Regions from separate parts of the Homo sapiens genome. Here region 1 is linked to region 2. A link is a loop called in an ENCODE intact Hi-C map of the cell type or tissue named here. Cell type or tissue: ovary. All regions are shown on one strand. Links, peaks and the distances in the headings refer to the core of each region. The heading gives the core; the rest is flanking DNA.

Region 1 (12,153 bases), core at 1,292-9,291, 64 kb after region 2:
GTTTGTTTTCTTCTTGTCCCTCCTGACTTTTTCTGTTTTTATCAAAGGAAGAAACCTACTCTTGCAGCTGTATTTTTCATTTTTAACCCCCACGTTAATCATATATTCACAACAAATAATGGTTTAAATTTAGTCTGACGACCAGCCACAAGGCTCCTTCTCATCCCACTATGAGGCACATCCTGCCTTCAGACTCTTTACGCAATCCTCATTGACTTGGAGAGGAACCCCGTGCAATGAGTTAAACAGGATATAGACCATCATAATTACCAGAGGAAATGGTATTTTCTTTACAGGATACATTTAGATTTTTCCTTTCCATGAGTTTTTTTTTTTTTTAATGGTGTTAAAATGAAAGGAGACTTTAAAGCAGCTTTCAACTTCTCAGTAGCCCCAACTATGGACTAAATGCAGAAGGCCTTACACACAGCAGACATTAAAAAACTACTCATAGAATAAGTGACTGAATTAAAGGAATGAATGAATGAATGAATGAACATATTTAATGGGTTTACTTCGACAAATCATTTTGCTTCTAGGTATCAAATATAACAGTTGAATCTTATTCACATCATATATGTTTTTATCTGTAAGTACTCATAAAACTAATCTAGGAAGATTTGTTCCTTACTTGCCCCAGAAAGGAACAAATTCTAGAGAATGCTGTCACATTCTATTAAACAAATTAAGTCATTCTCAATTCATTCCTGTTGATTCTGCAAACTGCTCGGCTGAGCCTCTACCAGGTACTATACACCATGGGTCCTGAAAGTCCACCATATCTAGCATACAATAGACACTAAATAATAAATGTATGTTGAATGAATTGCTACTTATATTCCTAATAATGACAATCATGGTAATAATGATAGTTACAATAATAATTATTCATATTAATTATTAGTCATAATATTCACAATAACCATGCTGTTAATGTCTGATAATAATAGTTGACATTTATATACCATTTTATGGCTTCAAAAATGATCTTAACTTGATCATTACATAACAGGCTTACTAATCTCTGTTTTTAAGAAATAAAAATGGGCCGGGTGCGGTGGCTTACACCTGTAATCCCAGCACTTTGGGAGGCCGAGGCAGGCGGGTCACCTGAGGTCAGGAGTTTCAGACAAGCCTGGCCAACGTGGTGAAACCCCATCTCTACTAAAAATACAAAAATTCACCAGGCATGGTGGCGGGTGTAATCCCAGCTACTCGAGAGGCTGAGGCAGGAGAATCGCTTGAACCCGGGAGGTGGAGGTTGCAGCGAGCCGAGATCATGCCATTGCACTCCAGCCTGGGTGACAAGAGGGAGACTCCGTCTCAAAAAAAAGATACAGAAACAGAGTTGGGTGAAGTAAACCTACTTAATAAGTTCTTAGTTTCCATGTGGCAGAGCAGAGTCAAATCTTGTTCTCATAATAAGGTCTAGGGCTTTTTCCATGATACAATACTGCCTTGTGAACCCAAAGAGGCTGACGTGCATAACTTGGGCCATTAGGAAGGAAGGAAAAGGGGAGGTGGACCGTCAGCACTGCTGATAGCCTGACTTTGTCCTGGAACAATATCTCCTGCAGGCTTGGTCCTCCTCTTGCTTCAATAACACACCACCATCCCTCCTTGTCCCTCCTGAAACCCTTGAGTCACACAGTATGTCAACTTGCCTGCAAAACTTAGCTTTTTTTTTTTTTTTAACACCCTGGTTTTAATTAGGCATATCCTGTCAAGAAAAGGGACTCTTGTGACAATAAAACAAATTAGGTCCATGTGATCCTGTAGTTGTTAGGGAGAAAGGAAAGAAAGAAATACAAATACTACTTAAAAAAACATAAATACAAAGCGGAACGCCAACTCTCCACTATGACCTAAAAGGAAGAGGTAAAAGGACTCTGAAGATAGATTTGGAGATGCAAGGCAACAGCTGAATATGCCATGAGCAATGCTGGAACCCTAAGCCAGAGCTGGGGATGTGATTCTTAAGGCCCTGCCACTTGGAAAGCCAAAACCTGTTCCTTCAGAAGCCAGTCTCTGATAGTAACTTTAGCCTAACTTGCCTTCCATTTTTATTAATGCTTTTAATATCATATTGCCTTTAGTTTTTATTAATGTTTTCATTATTTTAATAACTAGGGAAAATATTCAAATAGGGCTGTTGTATAAAATGTGTTCAGTCTATAATAAGCTATGTAACCAGCCTTTATAATTGACTATATAACTGTAATTACTTAACTAAAATTCAAGATGTACATTCACTTTTCCTAAATTTTCTCTAAACAAAAAAAAGTAGTAGAGATAAATTCCAATTTTTCTAAGAAATTACCTTTTCATGATAATATCTTATGTTTTAAAACATTTACACAAAAAACATTTTTGCAATGTATTCTGAAATTAAAAATAGTTATATTAGAAGAAACATTTCATTCTGGGTTAGGAATTGTAGTCATTTTAAATGACTTGAGAAAAAAGTTCATGTTTAAATACTCAGACCCGTAATAAATATATTAATACAAAAGTGCGGGAAAATGTACAAATGTTATCATATGTTGCCAAATGTGAGAAACATTGCGGGAGGGGGTAGGAGAAAGAATTAGTGAATACAAAGTCATTGTGAATTCAGCAAAGGGAGAGACACTTCTGATTCTGCCAACTGCATCTGGTATTTCCACCTAAAATCTACTTCTCCGGTAACAAATGCTTTCAGGTTCAACCAGACTGTGAGGAGACACAGCTATGGGGCAAGGTAACCTCAATGATGTTCTATAAAACATCAGTCCTAGAAGATAATCCCCCTCACCCCTGCACCCAAAAGGGTTCTGTTATCAAATAAGTATGGAAAACACTGAATGTTATATTCCTCTCCTAATATTTATACAATACATATGCATATAAAAGATTCTAGTTTTCAATTAGCTTAATCCCACATTTCTGTAATTCATTTTATGTGTAACTTTTTTCACTTAATTATTACTATCCTATAGAATACATTTTAAGAAGTTGCAAAATATACTATTTATGGTATTTATTACAAGCATGACTTCAGATTCAACAGCATTGTCTGAACACACACTGTGCTTCTGACACTATGGCAATATTTTATACCCAACTGACCAGAACTAAAAAAACTACAGGCGTTCCTATCCAAAGGCACTGAATAAATGTAAGTACAATGCTATGAAGCCCTGATGCCAAAGCATCCCAACGACAAAGTTCATTCAAAGCAGAGCTAATATAGATTAGAGAGATTAATCGGCATATATCAGAATATATATATACAGGCATATATGTATGTGTATAAATATATATACATATGTAAAACACACATGTAAATTTCCATATAGCTTGAAATTAACTTGTGTTTTTAAAAAGTGACCTGAACTGTTTATACCCAGAAAGCTTTTAATCGTCCGCTGTATTTTAAAATCAGGAGCCTGTATCTATTCTTAGTGTGCTTTCGAAATAAAGCTTCCCTTGGTTCGGGGTCACAGCTGCTGCAAAGCACTCTGGGTGGCTCCTCTCCATCCCTTTGAAACAGCTGGTGGGAACCTAGTATAAGGCCTTGAACCCAGCTGTTCAATCTTACTTTCTAACTTTAGCAAGTCCCTTCTCCACTAATGTCACTGGGGCATGCCACATTGAAAAACACACCAGAGATGGTAGATTCCTATCCCTGCTAAAAAAAACTCCAGGCACACCGAGCCAAGTTACACTCATGTACCAATCACAGTATCACCCAGATACCGACTGCAGGATCCGCGTGATCTGATTTAGGCTGGGCATACCAATGATTTAAGAAGGCTTCCCTAGACACCACAAATAGGCATGCTGCCATCACTCCTGCCAGTTCAGTGCATTAGAAAGTTACCGACTACCAGTGGCAGAGCCCCACAACGTAGAATCGAGAAGACCATGAAAACCAACCTCAGATTCAAAAGACTTGCACATACAATGTGCTGTCTGGTGGCTTTTGTCTCCACAATGTTAATGCACCGTACACTACTCATGAAGCCCTCATAATGTAATTACTTCTATTTAATTGATTGTACATGCCCTCGTCTTAGTTTTCTTTCTTTTTTTTTTTTTAATTGCATGCTCATTGTAATTACTTGCCCCAAAGCCAGGAGATTTCAGAAATATTTGACTGTTTATTACCCTTTGAGAATTACTAATTAAAATAATTTCCTTCAGTGAAAAGGGTTGCTCTTTTCCTGATTCCACTTCGACACTGCTCACCACTGAAGAGAACTCTAAGAATGCCTTGCTAAGCTCCCCTGTAATTGACTGCCTCCTTTGTTAACACATGCGTGGACTTAAAAAACATTAAACGACTTATACAAATGGAAACAAAATGCTCTTTGAGTTCTATTGATAACTTAACCTTTAGTGTTTTGGATGAAATCCCAATTCTAGGGAAGCAGGGGGAGCCATTGAATGAAACCATTATGTAAAACATTGTTGTGGGAATTATTTTGTGTGAAAATATATACAGTATATCATTTAAAATGTCTTTGAAGGTGGGCTTTCAAAATACCTAATTAAAATATACATATTTTGTATGGCTTCTCTACTTCGTGCTTCCTTTTTCAGGGAAAGAGAAGAAATTTGCATAAGGCAAATGAACCCATGACGCTGGATGTTAGAGTAGGTACCCTTGGGGAATCTGGAAGGGGCGCTTTTTGGAGCTGGGAAAAATCCTGTTTCTTGGGTCAGAGACCTGCTTACGTGGGTGTGTTCAATTTGTGCAAATTCATCAAGCCGTTTATTTATGGTTTGTATACTGTTCTACAAAAATTCTACTTCATTTCTTAAAGTAATCAAGAGAAATTACCTCCATTTTTTTCAAGTAATTTGTATAAAAGACAAAGGGATGTAGTTTCCATATAGCAGAAGCCTAAGAATTACTCTGAGGCATTTACAAGGAATAGAAATTAAGACTGTGGTCAGGGGGCCTCTCTGAACTTATTCTGGTTTAGGAGTTCCCCCTCCCCCTCAAAAAGACTGTAATTGATTTTTCTATGTCGATTTTTTTTAAATGGTGTACAATATTTGGTTTGAGCAAGCCGATGTAAAAAAACACATCTGAGACCATTAGGAATATTTGAATATGTACTGGATATTAAATAATATTTTAAGAAATTATTGCTTCTATCCTGATAAGATACAATAAGAAATTCACAAAATCATTTATGCTGTATTTTTGTGAAAAATTTTAACCTAATTTAATCATAAAGAACCCATCGTGTGTGATAGTGGTCTAAAGTTTTTTTCAAAACAGGTTAAGACGAAAAACAAACAAAATGGTCAAGGGGAGAGACACTTTTTGAATCAGGAGAAACATAATTATTACTAAATGCAATATGTGAATCTGATTGGATCCTGCACTGGGGAAAACAGACACACACACAAACACACACACACCACACACACACACACAGAGCTACAAAAGACATTTTTGGAACAACTGGGGGAATTTGAATAAGGGCTAAATATTAGGTCATATTATTGTACTAAGGTTAATTTTCTTGGGTATAATAATAGAATTTGTTATGGTATAAAAGAATGTCTTATTCTTAGGAAATGCATTCTAAAGTACTTAGGGAAAATCTCATATTGCCTATAACCTCTTTTTTACTTTTTTTTTTTTTTTTTTTTTTTTTTTTTTGAGACGGAGTGTCGCTCTGTTGCCAGGCTGGAGTGCAGTGGCGCGATCTTGGCTCACTGCAACCTCTGCCTCCCAGGTTCAAGCGATTCTCCTGCCTCAGCCTCCCTAGTAGCTGGGACTACAGGCATGCACCACCACGCCCAGCTAATTTTAGTATTTACAGTAGAGACAGGGTTTCACCATGCTGCCCAGGACGGTCTCAATCTCTTAACCTCGTGATCCACTCACCTCGGCCTCCCAAAGTGCTGGGATTACAGGCATGAGCCACCGCGCCCAGCCTTGCCTATAACTTCTTTTGGAAAAAGGTTAACAATTGCTGAACCTAGATAAAGAGCAAACTCTCTTTCAACATTTTTTCAGGTTTGAAAATGTTCAAAAACAAAAGAAAAAAATAGGTTATTGTTGATTTTGTCACACATGTAAATAGTAATTTTGTTATGTAAGAAAATGTTCTTCTTTTTTAGAGGCAACTATTTAAGTATTTAGGAGTAAAATATCATATATTTTATTTGCTTGAAAATACTACTATTAAATAACATATTAAACAAATATACCAAATGTTAACAATTCTTAAATCTAGGCAAGGGGTATATGGTGGGTCATTACCCTATTACTCTCTCCTTGCATGTTTGACATTTTATTACATAAAATGTGATCAGATTTTTTTAACAATAAAATCCTTCCTACTTGGTTCAAGTTTCCAAAATGAACTGCAGTAGAATTCCTCCCAAATTAACATTCATATTATGGTTCAAATTTCTCCATAATTGGGCGAGGCGCGGTGGCCCATGCCTGTAATCCCTGCACTTTGGGAGGCCGAGGCAGGTGAACACCTGAAGTCAGGAGCTCGAGACCAGCCTGTCTAACATGGTGAAACCCCATCTCTACTAAAAATACAAAAATTACCCCAGGCATGGTGGCACGCACCTGTAATCCCAGCTACTCGGGAGGCTGAGGCAGGAGAATCGCTTGAACCCGGGAGGTGGAGGTTGCAGTGAGCAGAGATCACCACATCACTGCACTCCAGCCTGGGCAACATGGTGAGATTCCATCTCTCAAAAAAAAACAAAAACAAAAACAAAAAACCAAGTTCTCCATAAACTGGTATTGTCTTGGGAGACATTATTAGCTCAATGGACTCAAAATTCTTTGTACATAAAATCAAATAGCATATTTCCTTCTATCCTCCAGTTATAACAAAAATTACAGTAAAGGACAGTAAGTGTTCTAAGAGAAGTAGTGAAGTCTGTTCTGAAACTGAAAGTTGTTTGGATGTTTTCCAAAGACAAGCCATCATATTCCTGCCCTGCTCTCTCAGACCTGGCACTGATAACACAACAGCCTTCAGGAATTCATTTTTCTTCTGAATCATTCTCCACTGGGGAATTAGCCCTGGCATTTCTAATTCCCTTGCTGGGCACAAGCAAGCCCTGGCACCACAGCTTTCCCAGAGAAATCCCTCTGTAACCTGTTCCTCTGTCAGTGCACTGATTAAGTTAGAAAAGGTGAGCCCACTTCTCTGTGGCTCGCTGACCTCAGGACATGAGGAACTGTGGATTTGAATACACAAGGCAACAGCCGTAGTGCAGTGGATCTTCTAGTGGACCCGCCACTGGTACACATTTTCTTGACTCTGAGGACAGAGGCTGAAGAGCACTCAGAGCAGTACCTGGTGCCATCACTCAGACTTTGAAGCCATGTTGCATAACAGATAATGATGTGCGCAATGGCGAATCTTGTTTGAAGGTAAGATCTGCCGCTTACTAGCTGTGTGACTTTGGATAAGCTACTGTGCTTCTATTTCTCAGTTTCTACATCTATACAGTGGAGATATTGCACAGTGGTTAAGACGTCTGGAATCAGATTGTGTTCCAATAGTAGCTCCTACACTTTCTACTTAAATTAACTTGGGCAAATTACTTAATCTCTTGGTGCCTCCATTTTCTACCAATATCTATGACACACAAAGACCTTAGAACAAAACCTGGCAGATAGAAAACTATCAATAAATATTAGCTACCATTATGATTAGGACACAATGATCTACTCCATAAAGTTACCCTGAAATTAAAGTTAATAAAGCATGCAAAGCTCTTAACATGGTGCCTAGAACACATAATTGTTTAATAAATGTTAGCTATTGTGATTTGGCTTCACAATAACTGTTAGGTAAACAGTGCCAATATTAGTATTTTATTGATAAGGAAGCCAAGGATCAAAAAGACTCAGTGACTTTCCCTCTGTCGTATGCTGACAACAATGACTTTACTATTCCATGCTCATACTCTTCCTAAAATTCTCTATGCCTTAAGGATCCACTATAAAGAACAGAGAGAAACTAAAATAGGCCAGGAGCCTGTAATCCCAGCACTTTGGAATGCCAAGATGGGTGATAGATTGAGCCTAGAGGTTCGAGACCAGCCTGGGCAACATGGTGAAACCCCAGCTCTACAAAAAAAAAAAAAAAGAAGAAGAAGAAGAAGAAGGAAAAAAAAAAGAAAAAAAGAAAAATTATCTATCTAGGCGTGGCAGCGCACACCTGAAGTCCCAGTGCCTCGAGAGGCTGGGGTGGAAGGATCACCTGAGCTCAAGGGAGGGTGAGGCTGCTGTGAGCTGTGTGAGAGTGAGATCCTGTCTCAAAAAAAAATAAAATAAAGTAAAAAAGATAAACTAAAATAGCATTTGAAGATAGACTCATTAACATCAGCATAAGCATTCTGAAGCTAAGTTTAAAATATAAACTAGTAAATGATGAGACTGGGAAAGATGCTTGGAAGAAAAGCAAGGAGTCCAACCTTGGACACAAGTGCACTTTACTTCGTGCCACTGAAAGTGTAGGCCGAATCCTTTTTTTGTTTGGTTTGCTTGAATCACATTTTAAATGCACAAGAGAGGTCACCCTTTGAAAATTAATTCTGTGCAAATCTTTTTGGAATGATTATTTTTTAAAAGAAATAAGCTCCACCCTTTTATAAATGGGATTGTAGTTAAAGATTTTCTGTATCTGCTTCACTCAAAACAAGCAGCATCTGTACTCAAGTGCATGCCTGCAGGTGAGTGTTGTTGGTTAAGCTCAGGTGAACAGTGAAGGTCCCTGAATATGTGACAGGGCCTAACACAGGTGTTGGTGTTTGACCTACAATGTACCAGAAAAGCCGTAAAGGCAAACCCCCCAATAGATCCTTCACATTACCTGTCTCCTAGCAGCATGTCAAAAATCAGTGCAAACGTAACAGAAGAATGCCAAAGTCAAGAATACAACTGAGAACATCTTGAAGCTACGAATTAGTACTTGCCACCATCCAGCTGTTGGTTGCCTATAGATTATCAAGAATTTTACTTGTATCATTATCTCATTTAATACTCACAATAATCCTGGAAAAATTATTATCCCCATCTTATAAATGAGGAAACTGAGGCTCAAAAGTTTAAAAGACTTGCCTGAAGCTACATAGCTCATAAGTAAAAGAGTAGGAATTTGGACCCAAGTCTGACTGGCACTCAAGCCAAGCACTCTTGAAATTTTCTTTAATCTTCTTTCTAGTGTCTCCTAGTGTCTCCCAAATTGCTTGGATTACAGGCGTGAGCCACTGTGCCTGGCTGGTTTCTGTCTTTTTTCTAATGCATGTTTTTTCCATGGCTGTGACCATATTGTGGAAAATGCTGTATTCCATTTTTTTTTCATTTAACATCATAACAATATTCAAATGCCGTTAAAAACTTTCATCAACATCATAATTTAATTAACAATTCCTTACTGTTAGATATTTATATTTTTCTTTATTCATTACAAATAATGCTTCAACAAACATCCATAAGCATAAGCTTTTCTCAATGTTTTGAGTTATTTCTTTAGGCTAGAGCCCCAGAATCAGTACCACTGGGTCAAAGAGCATGAATGTTTTATCATTTGCTTATTTTTTTTAGAGTGAAAAAAGTACGGCCTTATTACTTGTAAGTCATTATATATGGATTTTTAAATTATTATTTGTACATAAGAACAATTTTAATGATATTTGCACTATCAAATTATCTTTAATTGGCCAACCAATTTTTATGACACACTGACATGTTTGGATTATATCAGTCCATAAGGTAAAGATTCCAAAATGGCAATGACCAAGGTCTACCATAGGCACCTTGGTTAGAAAGTATCACTCTGCATAGTACTGACTTGTAGATGAATAGCTGGATATTGGAAGGAAGATTTGATTCATGAAGGTTAATGGGCTGGGGAAAGCAATGGGTCCAATTAGCAAATGGATTGTTCTTGGACCTTCTGCTAGTCTCAAAAGGATAAGCTTATGGTTCCCATGGCCCATGGCAGAAAACACAGAACAAATAACCAGGTTAAACACTGAAGTTCAAAAGTTGGCCAGTAATGGTTGTCAAGGGCTGTGTCCAGGAAATCCCGCCAGACAGGCACTGTTTGCAAATGGCTGGGAAATATGGTCTGTTGCCATCAAAAACAGATGAAAAGCAGGATTTGGTTAAAAGAGTAAGTCTTTGCGCAAGCAAAACCTTTCCAAAATAAAGAAACAGTGTATAGCTGTTGCCAACTGACCTTGACTGAAAAGAGGGGCCAGTCCTGTACCAATGCTCATTATAACCAGTCTCAAACTACTTAAATGGTGTTGAGTGGAAATAAGACTTAATCAAGTGAAGAACCTGCCAGCTTTGACAGTGGTAATATCCCAAACTAAAATCCTCAAGAGTATCATTAAATCAAAAATTTTTTAAACTTAAAAGTAAAATACACCAAGGCAATAATATCTACTTTAGTATTAAGAGAAACTACAATAATATGAAGGAGGATCCATTAAGTTACATGTTCAAAAACATCAAAATTCCAAGAGTTTGAGACATCTTTAAATAGCGACAAGGTATATAATGGGCCCTTCATCTTCACCTGTTTCACATCCTGGGATTCAACCAACATTGGCCTGAAAATATTCAAAATAAATAATGATAGTACAACAATTTGTAAAAATGAATACAAATAAAAAACAATACAATGATACAGTATAACAACTATTTACATTGCATTTACATTTTATCAGGTATTATAAGTAAATCTAGAGATGATTTAAAGTATAAGAGAGGATGTGTATAGGCTTTATGCAAATATGATGACATTGTCTATAAAGGACTTGAGCGTCGTCAAATTTTTGTATCTTCCAGGGTCCTGGAACCAATCCTTTCCGGACACCAAGGGACAACTGTATATCACACAGTGTAATCAAATGGGGCAAGGGCCTATTAATAATAATCTCTTCAAGTAATGCCATTATTAAGAATCAGTAGCAGTAGCTTTAATTAAGATTCTACCTGTAACACAGTCCCCGATGGGAATATAATTGAGTTAATATATGTAAAGTGCCTGGTACATAGCAAACACTATGAAGTATTAGTTAAGCTAATAAAGTCACAGGGCCAAAAGGGAAAAGAGGAGCCTGACAGCTTCCTCACCCTGATTCTTCTCTGTCCCTCCAAGCACCTCAAGCTGGGACCTCAGTCCTCTGTCCTTGACACTCACTCCACTCACCTGAAGGGGAAGAATAAAATAAAATTGATAATAAGCATTAGTTGTACCTCATGGGCCTGGCACCTTCCTTTATACATTAGTGGAAATAAAGCACCTTCCTCAAGGCAATAGCCACCCTGGGGTACCCATTTGATACATTAAATGAAATCCAAATAAAGTCTTTCCATGAGTCATAAAATTTCCTATTTAAAATTCACATTATCAACTGCTTGACCAATAGAATATGGTAAATATGATGTACCAGTTTCCGGCACCAACTCATGGCTCCTACTTTCTGTTTCATGGAATGCTCACTCTTGGAACCCAGCCACCATGCCATAAGGAAGCTCATGCATTTTGTAGAGAGACCCACTTGGAAAGAAAATGTTGCCTGGCTGACAGTCAACACCAACTTGCTAGTCATGTGGGTGAGCCCCCTTGAAAATTAATCCCTTGTCCCCCAGTCAAGCCACTCCAAATGACACTGCATGAAACAGAGAGAAGCTGTCCCTGTCAAGCAAGCTCTGTTTAAATTTGTGACCAAAATTAATGACTATTTTAACCACCCTCCCAAGTACATTATCTTAGCAAAACATAGACCTATGCTCAGGCTCTAATTATTCAACATTTCCAAATTCAAAAATGTATCAATTTCAAGAGGTAGATGCATATTTTATAATTTTTTATAGTTTTTCTTTCTTTTTGAGACAGAGTCTCACTCTGTTGCCCAGGCTGGAGTGCAATGGAGCCATCTCAGCTCACTGCAACCTCTGCCTCCCAGGTTCAAGCAATACTAGTGCTTCAGCCTCCTGAGTATCTGGGACCACAGGTGACACAGGTGAGCCCCCATACCTGGCTAATTATTGTATTTTTAGTAAAGAGGGGGCTTCACTGTGTTGGCCAGGCTGGTCTGGAACTCCTAACCTCAAGTGATCCACCTGCCTCAGCCTCCCAAAATGCTGGGATTATA
Region 2 (12,153 bases), core at 2,720-10,719:
CTCAATGAGCTGATTCTCACTTAACCAGGTTAACGTGGCACTCTGACATTATCAAGTCCATTGTATGTATGACATCAGTCTTCTTACTGGAGAAGAGCACTTTGAGCTGGTCTCTGTGATCTCATGACTCCTCACAACTCTGCCGTGAGCATATCACTCCCACTTTATGGGTGAGAAATCTGAGGCTCACGGAGGTTATGCAACTTACCCAAAGGCGCTACTAGGAATGGAGAAGCAAGGATTCAAATCAGGCTGCCTGTTGGCTAAAACTATGTTCTTTTCAGGACGTCATTTAATTCCACATTACGGCTTCAAAATAAAACACTCCCTACTTACCCACTTGAGGTTATTTTAAAGAGACATAGAGTAGAATCCATCCTCTTTTATGGTTTTTTTTTTTTTTTTTTGAATGTCAAACTTAGATTTAGATCTCCTGAGCTTTTTTCCTTAACTTTGCTTTTTATCCTTACTGGCTTCCCAGTGTTTAGAAGATGAAAGTAAAGAATTATTAAACATAGGAAGGAGCCACTTCCTAAGGCTATTCCAAAGATAGCAAAATAAATCTCACACTCAAAAAGCAGAGAGAGAGATAAAGGTGGCAGGGGGTGGTGGTGGGGGAAGAACTGAAGTAATAAACTGAAGAACAGTAAAACAATCAGTGCAAACTATTCCTGTGTCACTCCTCACAAGATAGTCTTTGCAATCTTCTCAATGCAAAGATGACAACCTACACGAAAGACGCCAGGGGAGCAGCTTTAATGTACTGCATTTGTAAGACACCTGGCTATGAGTTTGACTCTTGATCTTTCCAACAATTTAGACTCACAACACAAAGAGAAGCCATCAAAGAGTAGAGTGTAAAAAACTACAGGCACTATGGCAAACACTTTGGGGGAAGGAATTTTTTATTTTCAACACAAAACAATTACTTTCGTCAATGATAATGGAGAAGGAACTTTCATGAATAACTCCAAATAGTGGACACCCTGGCTGTCATTTATTTTTGGTTCTAGAATATCTTCTTAGAGTTTATGACTTTCATAATTAAGTCTAGGTAAGGCTAATAAGACTAACTTCAGTTTCTGCAATTGGAAGTCTCACTCCTTGAGAAAAGGAGAAAAAGAAAGGTAATCGGGAAGCCTGGTGAGGCTGGACCTGAAGGATGCACAGGCTGGGGACAAGGTAAGAGTAACCCTGACTCTCTTCTCTTTAATTCCTGAGGGAGGATGTCGTTACCATGTTGGAACTTGGAAGTGACAATTTTGAATCCTCTGAGTTGCTCAGCATTCCAAATACCCACTGCCAATTGCTTTTCAAATGCAGTGAATGACATGAAAAAAATTGGATACTAGAACTATAAACCAGTGTCACTTTCCAGGAGAAAGGGTGGCCCATATATTACAACTAAAAACTAGAACAGCATAAATACCCCAATGTGGAAACATGGCAAACAAACAGTGGTGTCTTGATGCAATTGTGAGGAAGGGACTATATGGAGCAAAGATGAATTAAAAAAAAAAAACAACAGAATTTAAAATCCTGCGCCCAGATGTAAAACTATACTTGTATAATCTATGAGGAAGGGGCTACAGTTTATTAATAGTGCCTGGGGGTTCAGTGGCTTTTCAGCTGTTATTTTATGTTGTCGTTGAGATTGAGTGTTTCTGGTTGGATTTTAAAATTGAGATGACCGTACTCGCTCTGGCAGCACCTATACTAAAACTGGAATGATTAGCATGGCCCCTGCATGAGAATGACATGTAAATTCATGAAGCATTCCATTTTTTTTTTTTTCAACATTTTTACAGACACTCGGGACTACTGGGAGTGGGGAGGAACAAGGGGTGAAAAACAAACTATTGGGTACTATGCTCACTACCTGGGTGACGAGAGCAATCGTATCCCAAACCCCGGCATCACATAACCATGTAGCAAACCTGCACATGTACCCCCAAATATAAAATAAAAGTTGAAATTATAAAAATAAAATAAAAGAAAAATAAAATTGAGATAACCGAAGAGATCATTTAAAAAACACAAACCCATTGTAAGTGCTTGCAGGCTTTGCTCCTACCTGTATCCATCTCATCCACATTGCTGAGGAAGTCCTCCGGAGTTGTGGGGACACTGTAGCACCCTAACCCCAGGCCACTGTCAGTGCTCTGCTCCCTCGAATGATATGGCCCTCTGCAAAGCAAAAGATGAAGAAACTTCAATATGAGCCCACTAAATAAATCTCAAAATTAAAACACAGTCACAAAAGCTCTAAACTAGTGCAGTTGTGCCATGCTGCCCAACTTTCCAGGTTAGGGAGGAAGGAAAGTTTTAATTTTGAAATACATACCCTCATGAAAATGAAAATAATCATGTGTGGCCATTCACAGTAAATTGACATTGATTTCCTTTTCACCTCAAAATAACCATTTGAACATTCTTCAACATACAGAGTATGACACCATTTATGTAAAACTTTAAAAAAAAAAAACAAAAACTATGTTGAATATTGCTTATGGATACATACACTAACGGGCAGTAAGGGGTATAAAAGTCTGTGTGATGGACACACGCCAGTTTCTGAATAGTGGCTACCACTGGGGACAGAAGGGAAAAGAAACGAGATTTCAGTGGTGGGGGGATGGCTTCAAATATTAATTGTAATATTTTATTTGTTAAAAAGTAAGATTAAATAAAACTATGGCAAATCTGGGTAGTGGGTACATGGGTAATTCATGTTATTCTTTGTACTTCTCTGTGTTTCAAATACTTTAAAATCAACAATTTAAAACCTCCATTAATTATTATTTCAGCTACTATTTGTTTTTATCTCTATCTTTAATAATGTTCATAATTGTATTGTTTGTTTGCCAGACGTCTCTGCAAGGGCAGAATAAAAGGCACAGGAAATACAGAATTGCCCTTTTTATTTGATTTAAAAACTACTTCTGCTCATGAAGATATTTCTGGCTAAATTCTCTTTCCCTTTTGCTCCTTTGTTTTAATTACTTTTTAAATTGTGAAATTATTTTAAACTCACATAGAAGACGCAACAAGAGTACAGAGCGTTCCCATGTACCCTTCACCAGCTTCCCCAGTGATAACATCTTACATAACCATAGTGCAATTACCAAAATCAGAAATCTGACACTGTAGAATATTATTTACTAAACTATAGATCTTATTCACATTTCACCCTGAACATCATCTCTTTTCTTTTCTTTCTTTTTTTTTTTTTTGAGATGGAGTTTCACTCTTGTTGCCAAGGCTGGAGTGCAATGGTGCAATCTCGGCTCACTGCAACCTCCGCCTCCCAGGTTCAAGCAATTCTCAGCCTCCCGAGTAGCTGGGATTACAGGCATGCACCACCATGCCCTGCTAATTTTGTATTTTTAGAAGAGACAGGGTTTCTCCATGTTGGTCAGGCTGGTCTCGAACTCCCAACCTCAGGTGATCTGCCCACCTCGGCCTCCCAAAGTGCTGGGATTATAGGCATGAGCCACCATGCCTGGCCGAACATAATCTCTTAATTGTTCTGTTCTCAATTTGCCATATGGCATGCTTTTATCCCCTGTTGGTTACATAAAACCAGAAGATTCTTCCAAGTATAAGTACTAGACGACACCATCATGTTTAAAAATATAAGTTCATGCCCATTTTCAAATTCTTGACTAGGGGTTTACTCTACGTCCTATCACCAATTTTTTAATTTGGAAATTTTTTAACAGGCAGATGATTTCCCCTGCTTTTCTTTTTTCTGCCAGCTCCTCCCACTTCCTCCCTTTATTCTCACCCTCAACCCTCAAGCTCCCCACCTCTTCCCAATGTAAACAAAGATCCTATTATAGTCTAGATCACATAATAAAGAGAATAAAAATAAGTGGCCCCCAAATATTAACTTACCCATTGAGGAAAGGATCTGAGCTATTATTAGTGATGGATCTCATGTCTGGGGTCATCGTGGGTGGGTTGACAGCAGCCTGAACTGGGGCAAGAGTCTCAGCTTCCATGGGGAGCTGTCGACAGAGGGCAGCTTCCTACAGTCAGAATGGGAAGCAAGAGTCATGCACTCATTGTCACAAGGCATGGAGCAAAGTGTACTTCACATCAAAACTTTTCACCAAATACAAAGCACTGTGTATTTACTCCCAGCAAGTCAAAATCACCAGGCAACCATTAGTATTCTTTCTCCGAAGAAAGTCTTACAGACATAAGTCACTTCACATTCACAAAGTTAATGGGAAGCTCAGCTATTATTTGATCTAAGGGCACTTAATGTTGCAATCATCCCACCCATGCAATTATTTAAACACCCAAATCATAGAAAGCCCTCTCAAAACACTTTGTCAGAGACAAGGCTTTTTCTATCTCAGGTTCTCAAACCAAATCTACATCAATCAAAGCAATCAGACTCCTCTGGACTATAAAGTACATTCTGGTCTTTGCCACTTACAGGCCAGTAAAACTGTGGAATTACAGAGTCCAGGCTCTACATTAAATTGCATCTGGCAGTTTTATGTTTACAGACAGGAAAGCAAAACAATGAGTTGAAAGTTTACTTTAAAAAGTCAATCAGTGGCCAGGGGTGGTGGCTCACGTCCATAATCCCAGCACTTTGGGAGGTCGAGGTGGGCGGATCACTGGAGCCCACAAGTTCGAGACCAGCCTGCAACATGGTGAAACCCTGTCTCTACAAAAAATACAAAAATTAGTTGGGTGTGGTGCTACTTGGGAGGCTGAGGCAGGAGGAGCCCTGTGCCTGGGAGGTTGAGACTAAAGTGAGCAGAGATCACGACACTGTACTCCAGCCTGGGTGACAGAGTGAGACGCTGTCTCAAAAAAAACAAAAAAACAAAAAAGTCAATCTATTTGACTACTTTGTTGACTAAAATGCTGAAGGTTGGGGAACCATGTAGATCCAATCCAAATCCCACAGACAAGTAACTGTTTCACAGCATATGGATTTCATTAGCAGAAACAAATAATACAAGCATTATTTTATAAAAGCTAGCATTACATTGCTAAGAAGAGTCTATCCAAAAGGCTACAAATTTACTGACTGCAACTACTTTCTCTAGGTATAATCTCCAGGAGTCTCTCCATCTTGACAAACATAACCAGACATCAAATTCCTTTCAAATTTGCTGATGTTTCCAGAGAATACTTTTGTATGTTTACATTTGCATCCCAAACCAAGGTTAGGCCTTTCCCCATATTTATGCCTATCAGTTTCCCACTTTCCATGCTGAAGTCATTGGTCTCACTGTCCCTCAAACCCTAAAACCATGGCTACAATGGCAAACAGAACATTTAGGACTTCTAAATTACAGTATCTTCGTTAGATCTCTTCCAGCCCTAACATGATGTGACTTTAGAGGGTAGCTGCTGTCTAGACAAGTCCTAGTGAAGTCATCGGCTATAAAAATTTTCAGTTACTAGAGTTGGTTGCACTGTTACAAACCATGAGAGACCTGATTGATTTAAAAAAAAACTGTATTGTTAACTTATACTGAAATAAATCTAGCTGGAAAGGGTCTTTGGCTCACTTCTGTTCATCTAGATTGCAAATAATCAAATACTTAACTAACAAATTTTATTCAGGAATCTACAAAAAGCAAACCAAAAACTGGAGATTTTTTTGGTAAAAAGTGATTTTCATCATCTAAATCTTGGAAGTGCCTTCTGAATAAACCTAGAAAAATCAAATTATTTTCTGATAGTTGTTTTTAACATGGCAGGCAGGGTGCATTAGAAACCTTATTATCCAACCAAAGTTTTCCTGAAAGCCTCAGAAGGAACAACAGGGATTGAATCTGGCATAAAAAGCCTGAGTCCCACCAGTCCCCATCCCTCAAGCACACTCATACACCCTGAGCCACAGTTTGAAAAAATGTATCTCATCAATGGTAAATTTCTAATACTTTATTAACCATAAATGCAAGAATCTTTTGACTCATAACCCTCATTATCCAAAAACATGAACTTTACTAGAATATTCCATTTTTCAACCATTCTGAATAAATGTGGGAGTTTACCTCTAAACAAATACACTTTTAATTTAAAAGTTGATGAGATGGCTGCATTCCTTTGTATTGAAAAAACTTTATCAACATATGTCTTAAGAATACAAGTTGAGGCCGGGCGGTGGCTCACACCTGTAATCCCAGCACTTTGGGAGGCTGAGGCGGGTGGATCACGAGGTCAGGAGATCAAGACCACCCTGGCTAACAAGGTGAAACCCTGTCTCTACTAAAAATACAAAATATTAGCCGGGTGTGGTGGCATGCACCTGTGGTCCCAGATACTCAGGAGGCTGAGGCAGGAAAATCACTTGAATTTGGGGAGGCGGAGGTTGCATTGAGCCGAGATTGCACCACCATACTCCAGCCTGGGCGACAAAGCGAGACTCTGTCTCAAAAAAAGAAAAAAAAAATACAAGTTGAATCTGCAATTTCCAGGAGTTCTAAATTTATATATGGTAAGAATCATTTCTGGAACTTCATGGGATAAAAAAATACACTATATATAACACACATGAATTGTTATCTGTAATAATATATAAAATTATAAGAACAAATATCAAAAATTAGATATAAAATAAATAGTTCTAAACTTTCCTATTAATTTAAATTACTCCTAGCTATTTCCAGTAAATAAAACATAAAATAATGCTTGTGTGTGTCTAAATATATAAATAAAATATATAAATAAAATTTAAAGGATTATTTATGATAACCAAAGCTGAAAAACCTATACTATATTGGAGGAAATGTTTCACTGTGCCATTTCACATTTGTTCCATCTGTTCTAAATCAAAGAGAACAGAAGCTCTAGTCTCCAGCACTGATGTTTCCCTAACTACCCTGAAGACTTAATCACCAAGTCATCCTAAGGGCAAATGCCGCCTTCTGTCTGTAGGGGGCTCACAGTATCATTTTCTACCTTCAACTGACTAACAAATAAGAGAAAAATCAGAAAGGGTGTTGAATGTACCCGGAATGATTGCTTTTTTTTTTTTTTGAGATGGAGTCTCACTCTCTCAGCCAGGCTGGAGTGCAGTGGCGTGATCTCAGCTCACTGCAACCTTCACCTACCGGGTTCAAGCAAGTCTTGTGCCTCAGCCTCCCGAGTAGCTGGGACTACAGGCATGTGCCACCACGCCCAGCTAATTTTTGTATTTTTAGTGGAGATATGGTTGCGCCATGTTGCCCATGCTGGTCTCGAACTCCTGGCCTCAAATGATCTGCCCACCTTGGCCTCCCAAAGTGCTGGGATTACAGGCGTGAGCCACTGCACCCGGCCTGAATAATAGCTTTGAAATATAAATTAGGCCAGTCTGAGTTAGAAAGTTATTATTTATAATAGGACACTTTGTCTAAGATTATTCCAAAATCATTCTTAGGTCACAAGTTATTCCACATAGCAGCCAAAGTGAAGCTCACGTGACCCCCTGCTCTAAAGCGACCTGCTTCTTGTTCCACCTGGATGGTAAATAGAGGCAGGTCCTCACTGCAGACCACCACACCCTGCATAACAGCCCTGGCCACCCTTTCCTCCCATGTCTCTGATGTGCTCCCCTCCTTCACCCCCTTCCAGTCTCCTGGTTTCTCTGCTGCTCCTCCCACCTCCTGCACCTGCGCCAACTGTTCTATCTGCTTGCAAGGTGTTCCTCGAGTCTTCCTAAAGCTTATTCCCTCACTTAACGCCTGCCTCCTACAGACGCCATCTCTTCAGAGATGCTCCTACCTCACCCCTGTCTAAAATGGCCTCACCCCTGTCATTTTCTGTCTCTTAATCTGCATTAATTTTCTTCAGTGCAACTTAAGTTTTCATTCTCTGTCTTTCCTACTAGAATGTAAGCTCCACGAGGGAAGGGGCCTTGTTTGTCATGTTCACTCCTGTACCCAACTACCTTAACAGTGCTAGGCATACAGTGGGTACTTGGAAATATAAACTAAGAACATGCAATCTCACCTCAGCCACAAATATGAGAGAAATAATAGCCTATTGTATACAACCCAACTAGCCAGGTGCAGGCTCCATCCTCAAGAAATGGTCCTGCTGCACTCTTTCCTGCTCCTCACATAGGATGAACAGGAGGGCCGAGTGGCCAGGAGCTAGATGCTTGAATTGGAAACCTGGTCCTGCTATCTAACAGAAAGTTATTTAACCCTCTGTTCTTCATTTGTAAAGTGGGGATAATAAGAGCACCCACCCAAGAAGGCTGCTGTGATGATAAAACGGGATAACACTACAAGGTGCTTAGAACAGTGCCAGGCACTCAAGATCACATAATAAATACTGAAGGAATTATTATTATTTCATTTTCTGAATTCCAATCTCAAAAAAAACAAAATAAACAATTTTAAAAGTCACACTGTCATGTGGAACTGATCCACTTTAAGTGGTGAGAGGTTTCTTCCTGGTCAACTTTCACCTTGGAGGGATTAAACCAAAGTGTGAAATTCATCATAATGGTCACCAAGGCTAAGAAAACAATTTTTTTTAAACAAGGAGAGGTTTATAAACCATTTTTATATAACATAAAATTTGTTCGAATATAAATGGAAAGTAGTGAGATGTTTTACTTCACTTAAATTTTATAATACGAGTTCTATATTTAGAACTTTAAAAATTCTAGCCTTTTTTTGAATGAAAATACTTCCCTATTCCAACTCATGAACTGAAAGAGAAAAAGAAACTGTACAAAACCCGAGGTCTGAAAATAAAAGGGCTAACCTCACCAACATGTTGCCATCCAAACAGGGGAGGGTTTTGTTTTAAACTAAATTTAGGTATAAAATTAAAGCCCAGACCCAGTAGGATTTGGACTGCCACATGACATCCACTACCCTTGCGTGGGTAAAAATGAAAGGCAAACGTCTGACTTAGACCAAACAGCAGCAGTCAAAATGGATGAAACTAAAGCAGCTGAAGCAAAGACAAAGACAGGCACTGGATGAAGTAAGCTTCCATGGAAACAGAGGGGTGACAGTTGGTCAAGGCTGGCTGAGGGCATAACTCAAGGCCTCTGCCGCTGAGCATCGGTGGTGCAGCTGCCTTCACTCAGCACCCCTTCCTTCCTCTGCTCCCTCTAGTCGAGGCAGGAAAACAAACGCTAAGCTGGCTTGTCACTCATTTCCCACTGTGCTCCAGTTAAACATGTATATTCACAGATCCCTTCCAGGGTCCCCTCTGTGTCCACCCTGCCCTCCAAACAAACCTTCAGTTTCCTAGACCAAGCTCAAAACCTGCTTTCTGTCTCAAGAAGCAGGTCATCATTGCTTCTCTAGCTAGTCCAACTGACCTCTTCCTCCAATCAACCTTCAAGTGCAAGGCTGCATCCAGGTCCCTACCCAACACTTTATCTTACTGAAATCTTTTCAAAGAGTGACCAGAGACCAATCAGGATAGAGAGGGGTCAGGGCATCACATCCTATGAAGAAGAGTGGGGCTATTTAACCACAGGGGAAGACTAGAAGGGCACACAGTGGCTCTCAAATTATTAATGAACTGTCACAGGAAAGAAGGAAGATCTCTTCTAGCCTAGATTTGAGGCAGATACGATGAAGGGCTTTCTAGTTACTTATCAGTTCAGGGCAGGAACTGCCTTCTTCTCAATTCTCCAGGCTATTAGCCACCGGATTTCTGAAACAGTAGTTGGGGTTTAAGTTGGGGTCCAGAGCTTGGCACCGAAAAGGCAGCATGGCACAAGAGCAAAACTGTCTTTGGAACCAGAAAGATTGGAGTTCAAATCCCAGTTCAGTTACTACATGTTGTGGCATCTTGAACTAAATTCTTAACCTTTCTTGACAGTTTGTTCACCTGAAAAAAAAAAGGTGGTTTATAAGACTGATCTTGCTGGGATGCTATAAAGATTAGAAAGCGTACTTATAATGGACCTGGCACATTGACGCAGTTAACAGAACAAGCTGCTGATAGTGTTAAATGGTGTGGGAGGCAGAGATACTAGCTAAAAATTGCATATTGCTTACTGTGTGTGAAACACTGTTCTAAGCCCTTTAACATGTTATTTCCCATCCTGGCTAACATGGTGAAACCTTGTTTCTACTAAAGATACAAAAAAATTAGCCGGGCATGGTGGCATGTGCCTGTAGTCCCAGCTACTTGGGAGGCTGAGGCAGGAGAATTGCTTGAACCCAGGAGGCGGAGGTTGCAGTGAGCCAAGATAGTGCCACTGCACTCCAGTGTGGGTAACAGAATGAGACTCTGTCTAAAAAAAAAGAAAGAAAAAGAAAAGAAAAGAAAAGAAAAACGTGTTATTTCATCTCTTCCTCGTGACAACCCAATTGTCTCCATTTTACAGATGAGGAAACTGAGGCTCAGAGTTAAGAGTGTGGCAAAGTCTCAGTGTGGCAGAGAAAGAAAAGTTGAGGGTTGAGGTTGACAGACCTCAAATTGTCAACCCTTTCACCTGCTGGCTGTGAGAACTGGGCAAGTTACTTCACTTTTCCGAGCCTGTTTTCCCAGCAATAAAATAGAAAGACCAACCCCTCTACCTCAGACAGTTCAGAGGAAATTTAATGAAACAGCCGATTTAACTTTCCTGAACATAGTTTTCCTCCCTGAACAGGGCAACAGAATGAACTGGATGTATTCAATGATAGTTTTCAACGTATATGAGTGGAGCTCATGTCCTAGGAATTCACAACCCATCAAGCAAAGTTACAAGTTCCAATTTCAAGGGCACTTTTCAGAAGGAAAGCTCTCCCTGCTGACCCTGACCCAACCCTCCTCCAACAAATTTATTTTTGTCTATGTCCAAGCTTGGGGTGGAAAGACTTGCAAAATAAGGGCTCAAGAATCTCTTGGTGAGTTTGTGGTCAACTATCTAGCTCTCTGAAGTGAGTAATTATTTATGGGCTAAAAAATACCCTTTCCTAGCAGCTGGAGGACGGGTGATGTGTAAAATAGCTGAAGAAGTAAGGATGTGAAAGACAAATGATTATTTGTGAGCTGAAGGTGTCCCAGGAAGCAAACCTCAAACCTCCTCTCCTTCTAGGTCCTTGGCCTGCAGCTTGCCTGTGGAATAAACCAACAGAGGAGGTGAGAAAGTAAACGGCAGCTGAAAGCATCTGCAGCTCTGTCCCGCCTTGGCTGAGGGAACACTCTGCCAGCCAGCTCCTGCCCTCACCAGAATGCACTTCAAAAGGGAAACAAATGACAATCAGCTCTTCAGAGGCTGCTCTGCTTGATTTAAGTGTGTGTGGCCAGGGACTCTACAAACATGGAAGATTGGATTGTTTTAATTATAAAGGGTGGGGTGAGTAGAAAGAAAATGAAAAAAAAAAAGACAGTATTTTGAAATCCTAACATTAAAATAGTTATTCTGGATGCAGAGAAATTGCTTTCTCTGCCAAAACCCTGAGGGACTTCAGAGAGAGAATGCCGAATTATTTACCTTCTTTACGGGGGACGGCGGGGGGAACAAAAAAAAATTACTGATGTATATTTCTTTTTAATTCGGTGCCAAGGGATTCTAAAATGCACTGTCACACTTCCCGGAGACTGCCTTTTTGAAACAACTCATCACTAATGCTCAGCTGCCAGACTGTCCCTACAAAAGAACAATCGAAACTGCGATACTTTTAGGAAGCCATTTACTAAGTTTGTCATTATTATCTATGGTCTATTTGTTGCTCTTTTTACTCAGAGTGCATAAAGCAAATTTGTATTATTCCACAACTGGTTTCTGTTGTCCTTTCAAATCACATTAAAGAAAACATTATAATTTAGATACTCGTCTGTCTTCACTTAAAAAAAAAAAAAAAGGCTGAGGCCTGGTGCAGTGGCTCACACCTGTAATCCCAGCACTTTGGGAGGCCAGGGTGGGCAGATCACTTGAGGCCAGGAGTTCGAGACCAGCCTGGCCAACATGGCAAAACCCCGTCTCTACTAAAACACAAAAAATTAGCCAGGCGTGATGATGCGCACCTGTAATCCCAGCTACTCAGGAGGCTGAGGCATGAGAATCACTTGAACCTGGGAGGTGAAGGTTGCAGTGAGCCAAGATTGTGCCACAGCACTCCAGCCTAGGTGATGAAGTGAGACTGTGTCTCAAAAAGAGAAGAAAAAGAAAAAAAAAGACTTGAATTGATACTATTGTTCAACAACAAGGGCACACTGGGACATTTTGGA

Evidence for each region. Peaks named below come from ENCODE experiments on the same cell type or tissue, not always from the same donor. Only the 100,000 strongest peaks of a DNase experiment are listed, where the experiment ranks them.
Region 1: a loop joins it to region 2, with 2.5 times the contacts of the local background. A loop is called at or near these places in 5 of 110 quality-filtered maps.

What each region holds. Positions count from the first base shown.
Region 1 is chr3:149,589,322-149,601,474 of GRCh38, forward strand. The region is part of intron 2 of WWTR1 (WW domain containing transcription regulator 1); the gene reads right to left. Among named protein-coding and RNA genes, the nearest start is that of WWTR1-IT1, 57 kb to the right of the region's middle. In ovary, for the core only: no CTCF peak of the experiment used is centred there; no DNase peak of the experiment used is centred there; H3K27ac peaks cover 1,099 bases.
Region 2 is chr3:149,523,939-149,536,091 of GRCh38, forward strand. WWTR1 (WW domain containing transcription regulator 1) reads right to left here. Exons shown (of 7, transcript NM_015472.6): 5 at 3,898-4,031; 6 at 2,075-2,187. It also overlaps the pseudogene RNU6-1098P. Among named protein-coding and RNA genes, the nearest start is that of TM4SF4, 55 kb to the left of the region's middle. In ovary, for the core only: a CTCF peak has its summit at 6,906; no DNase peak of the experiment used is centred there; H3K27ac peaks cover 4,721 bases.